2 separate regions of the Homo sapiens genome follow, and region 2 is linked to region 1. A link is a loop called in an ENCODE intact Hi-C map of the cell type or tissue named here. Cell type or tissue: Caco-2. All regions are shown on one strand. Links, peaks and the distances in the headings refer to the core of each region. The heading gives the core; the rest is flanking DNA.

Region 1 (2,930 bases), core at 1-2,500:
TCAGGCTTGGCATACATGATGGAGATTAATGAAGTATCATGAGAGTAATATGGTTCCTGAAAAGCTTCTACAATTTGGAGTAGGGTCTTAATCACGTGAAAAGCAAAGCTGTTCACATTTAGTGAACCTGCATTTCATGGGGGGGGGGGGGTACACAGTATTTTAATTTTAAAACAAATAAAAATAATTTGTTTGTCAAAGATTCCCATCTCCCCAACTTTATTTGTCGCATTGGTTTTCAGAAATTTTAATTTTTTAAAAATCAGATGCCTTTTGGAAGTTGTATGTTTATCTGAGCAATAACTAAATTTTATTTCTTCTTCGGTTGTTGAGGTGTGTTAAATTTGAAGAAGATAATATCTCCATCTTCAACAATATAATTTCTGCCTTGTTGTCTGTACTTTCCAGCAGCCTGCAAACAGAAAATATAGAGGAAATGGGTTATTAGTTTACAACTAAATACATGGGGTAAATGGTGGCAGCAGATATAAAAAGTATTATACTACTTGGGTGATATAAAAAAAGAAAAAATGAAATATAGGAAGGCATACAAGTTCAAAACTAGACTTGGAGAGAAGCAAAGTATTCTTGATTTGGGCAGAACTAGATTTTCCATATATACATAATCATAATGTATTCTCCACTAAATTGTTGGTACATAAATGTAATTATACCAATATCATTAAGTTTCATTACACGCTGTTTATGGTACATTTCTGATGTGTCTGCAAACATCCAGCAAGTCACTGTAACAAAACAGATCAAACCAGGCAGAAAGAAAAAGACTATATAACTAGTTAAAAGCTGCTTTATTTGCTTAAAGAAATCCTTTGGTGACACTGGTGATGCCAAAAATATAGTTGGTATAAGGAAAATTATGATCAGTTGTTGTGTAAGATTCTGAACTACTTCCTTGTAGTTTTTAAAATTTAGTCTTGACAATGTGTATACATAGAAGTATGTACTAGAATTCATCATACGGTTTCCTGACTAATGGCCCTAGTTACAAGGAGACTCTAACAGGTTGCAGTTGCAAAGACAGATATTTCTTCCACTTGTAAATTAGTCAGCAAAGCAACTGATTCCACCTGCTGGTATGCAGATCCAGACATGCAATCTGCTGGTAATTTTAATAGAAGCAAGCAGCAGTTCCAGAAAACCAGGTTTAGTCCATGGCATGAACTTTACTTTACCATAAGTAAAACAGGCTCTGCAGCACCCACACTTAACACTGCACACAGCTGACATGGTCCCACATGACCCCACCATCGACTCCTCAACAATAAGGACTTGAGGATCTTTTGGGGGAAATTCTCAAAAGTTTTTCCCTTCTGTTAGAATGTATTGAGAAGAAACCTTTGCCCAACAGGATTAGTGCTTCTCTTTGAAGATATTGATAAGAATGTTCAAAGCCAAGTGAAATTATACTAATCTGTAACAAAAACACTAATAAAGATCATACATCTGAGGGTAAAATCAACAAACCAGATTGCAGAGCCCTAGTAAGCATATTTTCAATTATCTAGACCACATATAAAACTGTCCTGATTTTAACAGAATATAAATATATGAAGAATATATAAAGCTTATTTCTAGAAAGCCAACGTAACGTACCCTACAATTAAAGGCATATGTGTGTGTGTGTATACATATATATTTATATTTATATATATTTCATATATATGACACATATGTGTGTGTGTATATATATAAAAATACATATTTTCACATGTTTTTATAAAGACATGCAATGTATTGAAGGCCATAAGCTACTTATTTCTAGAATCTATAGCCCACTGTTATAAAACTATATAGACAATATAAATCAAGTACATATTGACATGACATATTAATGTAACTTTATATACTTTGTTACCACTCAAGTTTACTATTAATTAAAAGTGACAGTGTTCCTTTAAATTCTCTAGAGACCATTTAATCCATTTCCACTGCTATCAGAAACACTGGTTGAAAAAAAAAATCAATACCCATTTGTGAATCTTGAGTATGTATTAAACAAGACACGTCTAACCAGTTCATTTGCACTTGAAAGCAGCCATCTGTAGAAGCCAGCTTTGCCTAAGCAGATATGATTGCTAATAATGTGATATCCCTGTAGACTACAAAGCCCACACAGAGCTATTCAGTATATAGTTCACAGCACTGGCATTAAATTAGTTATGCTGCACTGGTGTTAGAAATACATATACATACATACATACATACATACATACATACATACATACATACACACACATATACACAATTTTGCTCTCAAATCTAAAACCTACTTGATAATCTGCAAGTAAACATTTGTTGAATAAAGGAGCAGAGAGCAATTCCTAAATGCTTCATTTTACTTGGACTTCAAATTTTGAAATATTAGTTTTGGAGGTTAAAACAACGTAAAATATTTAATGGTATCCTAGGTGAAAATGTCAGAGTCAACCTTTTCTAATTTATAGTATAAAAGCTGCCAGTTAGTGGTAAATAGTCTTACAAGCAGGAAATATTATTTTATTGGATATTATAAAGTTTCTCTCAATTGTTAAAGGAAATATTTACAATTCATCTATCAAGTTTATTACAACATAGATCTACTAAGGATTGGTAAACAGGCTTACCATTTTAAGAGTATAAAAAAAGAAGCATCTGATCTCTGAATTCTAGTAATAGAAAACATCCTCATTTTTATCTTCCTTATGAAAAATAGATATGCCAACATGATGTAGCATGTTGACAAATAATCTGAGATTTTTGTTCGTCTAATTAGTATTCCTGACAAAGTTCAATCTCAGTATTTTTGCACACCTACCTATATCTATACAGATGCCACCATCAAAAAATTAACAACTGTGTTTACTTGTAAACTGTTATTCCTTCCACTCTTTCAAAAAAACAAAATGGTTCTCATTCAACATTGAACCAAT
Region 2 (2,930 bases), core at 278-2,777, 73 kb before region 1:
TCACACTCCATGGTATCTACCCAAAAGAGTTGAAAACCTATGTCCACACAAAAACCTATGCACAGATGTTTATAGCAGCATTATTCATAATTGCCAAAACTTAGAAGCCACCAAGATGTCCTTCAGTAGGTGAATGAATAAATAAGTTGTGGTATATATCCAGACAACGGAATGTTATTCGGTACTAAAAGGAAATGAACTATTAAGCTATGAAAAGACATAGAGGAACCTTAAAAGTATATTAACAAGTGAAAGAAGCCAATTTGAAAAGGCTATATGCTGTATGATTCCAACTACATGATATTCTGGAACAGGCAAAACTTGAAGAGAGTAAAAAGATCAGTGGTTGCTAGGGTTTGGAGGGAAGAAGGAATAATAGGTGGGGACACAAAGGATCTTTAGGACAGTAAAAATACTCTGTATGACACCACTGCATAATAATATACAAAGTATATATAATTATACACTTGTCCAAACCACTAGAATGTACAACACTATAAGTGAGCCCTAATGTAAACTATGCACTTTGGATGATAGTGATGTGTCAATGTAGGTTTATCAGCTGTAACAGATACCAACCCCTCTGGTAGGGGATGTTGATAGTAAGGGAGGCTGTGCATGCGTGGAGGCAGGAGATATATGGAAAATCTGTACTTTCCTCTTCATTTTTCTATGAACCTAAAACTGCTCTTTAAAAAGTCTTAGCCAGGCACAGTGGCTCACGCCTGTAATCCCAACACTTTGGGAGACTGAGGCGGGTGGATCGCTTGAGGTGAGGAGTTCGAGATCAACCTGGCCAACATGGTGAAACCCCACCTCCACTAAAAATACAAAAATTAGCTCTGTGTGGTGACACACACCTGTAATCCCAGCTACTCAGGAGGCTGAGGCAAGAGAATCGCTTGAACCTGGGAGGCAGAGGTTGCAGTGAGCCAAGATCGTGCCACTGCACTCCCGCCTGGGCAACTAAAGTGGCCTTTGGCCTTGAATAACACCAGTGGCAGTCACGCAGATTGGCCATGGCCCTTGGGTGAACCCCAATGTTGTGCTGGTCTTCAGGGCTTCAGATGCAACTCAGCATAGTTGCAACTGTGGTGGCTACAGGAGTGCCTGTGTCACCCACCTCCAACACTGGGCAGGCCAGTACAGAGAAAGACTCCTGACTGAAGGAAAGGGAAGGTAGAGAGCAAGAGACTCTGCCTGGTAACCTGGGGAATTCTCCCAATTATCTGCCCAAGTCCATCAAGACTGTGTATGTAGGAGTAAAGTCTTTCCAAAAGTTTCTCTGGCAAACTGCATCTGAGAGACTTCTGCGACTCCGGATCAGAATAGCAGTGAGCATGCTTTTGGATGCAAGTAACAGAAAATAACCAAGGGAGCTCCTTGGTGATGTAACTGAAAGTGCAGAGGTAGATCGGGCTTCGGGTGTCGATCCAGCGGCTCACCGCTGTCCTCAGGACCAGTTTCTGCCACTCTGCCCTGCCACATGCAGCACTGGCTCCACCGTCAGGCTGGCTCTGCTTCTGGGTGTAGGATGGTGGCCAGAAACCTGCAGGCCATATGCTGTATCATTTGGGGATGCTTCTGCTCAGCATTCCAAGCCAGAATTCCAAGGTTTATCCTGAAGAGGATCCTCCTTGACATCTCTTTTCTCTCACATTCAAGTCTGTTAGTCTTTTCTCTCACATTCAAGTCAGCTGCCACTAGCCTACTGCCAGCCACCAATGTCTCCCACCCGGCTTAGCGGCTCGCCTTCTAAACAGTCTCCCTCCTTCCACACCTGTTCCCCTTACAGCAGCCTGAGTCATACTTCAAAAATGTAAGCCAGATAACGATTGGAAGCGACAGACGCTGGGGAGCCCAATAGTGAGGAGGGTGGGGGGTGGTGAGGGTTGAAAAATTATCTATTGGGTACAATGTTCACTGGGTGACGGTTTCACTAGCTCAGATCACAATATTACACAATATATCCATGTAACAAACCTGCACAGGTACGCTCTGAATCTAAAAAAAAAAAAAAAAGTCAGTCAGAGCATGTTACTGCTCAAACCCTCCAGTGGCTCCCCATCTCACTCAGGAAAAGCCAATGAACTTGCAATGGACTCCAAGGGTATGATGTGGCTCCCTTGTAACCTTTCTGAATTTAGCTCAGCCACCCTCTCCCTCTCTCACTCCAATTCAACCATCCTGGCCTCTAAATTGTTCCTGGGAAACATACCAGGTGTGTTCACCTTCTGACTGGGGACTTTACACTAGTTGTCTCCTATGCATGAGACACTTTTCTAGAGAGCCACGCTGCTCACTTTTCAGTCACTTTTTCAGTGAGGCCTACTTAGAACACCCCATTTAAAATTGCAACCTGGCCCAGGGTGGTGGCTCACATCTGTAATCTCAGTACTTTGGGAGGCTGAGAAGGATCACTGGAGTCAGGAGTTCCAGACCAGCCTTGGCAACAAAGCAAGACCTCATCTTTACAAAAAGAAATTAAAAAATAAAACACTGTGACGCCTGCAGTTCCCCACACTCACATCTTCTATCTTGCTTATTTTTTCCCCATAGTACTGCTTACCTAGTATGTTTATGGATTTAACTCACTGTTTTTCCCGGCTAGAATGCAGGGATTTTTGTCTATTTGTTTTATTGACATTTCCCTGACCCTAGAACAGGGTCTAGCAGATACTCAAAAAGTTTTGTCAAATGAATGAATGAGACTGGCTCAGGACACCCACTCTATTTCTGTATGCTTAGGGAGGAAATGCCTAAATCCGAAATGCTGGGAGTGTTTCCAAAGTAAGACCAAGCTTGATGTCTCCAGAGCTTGGAATTTGGATTCTGCTCAAGAAAAAAAACTGGTAAGAATCAACAGATAATCCAGGAGGTTAATAGTACCTGTGGTGCTTAGTTAATGTGATCATTCTTGGATCACACAA

The links. Peaks named below come from ENCODE experiments on the same cell type or tissue, not always from the same donor. Only the 100,000 strongest peaks of a DNase experiment are listed, where the experiment ranks them.
Region 2: a loop joins it to region 1, with 5 times the contacts of the local background. A loop is called at or near these places in 1 of 110 quality-filtered maps.

What each region holds. Positions count from the first base shown.
Region 1 is chr2:174,075,116-174,078,045 of GRCh38, forward strand. It overlaps OLA1 (Obg like ATPase 1), which reads right to left. Exons shown (of 11, transcript NM_013341.5): 11 at 1-412. The coding sequence ends at 311. Among named protein-coding and RNA genes, the nearest start is that of LINC01960, 51 kb to the left of the region's middle. In Caco-2, for the core only: no CTCF peak of the experiment used is centred there; a DNase peak (open chromatin) is centred at 1,226.
Region 2 is chr2:174,002,291-174,005,220 of GRCh38, forward strand. No RefSeq gene overlaps it. Among named protein-coding and RNA genes, the nearest start is that of LINC01960, 22 kb to the right of the region's middle. In Caco-2, for the core only: a CTCF peak has its summit at 1,434; DNase peaks (open chromatin) are centred at 1,491 and 1,821; H3K4me3 peaks cover 219 bases.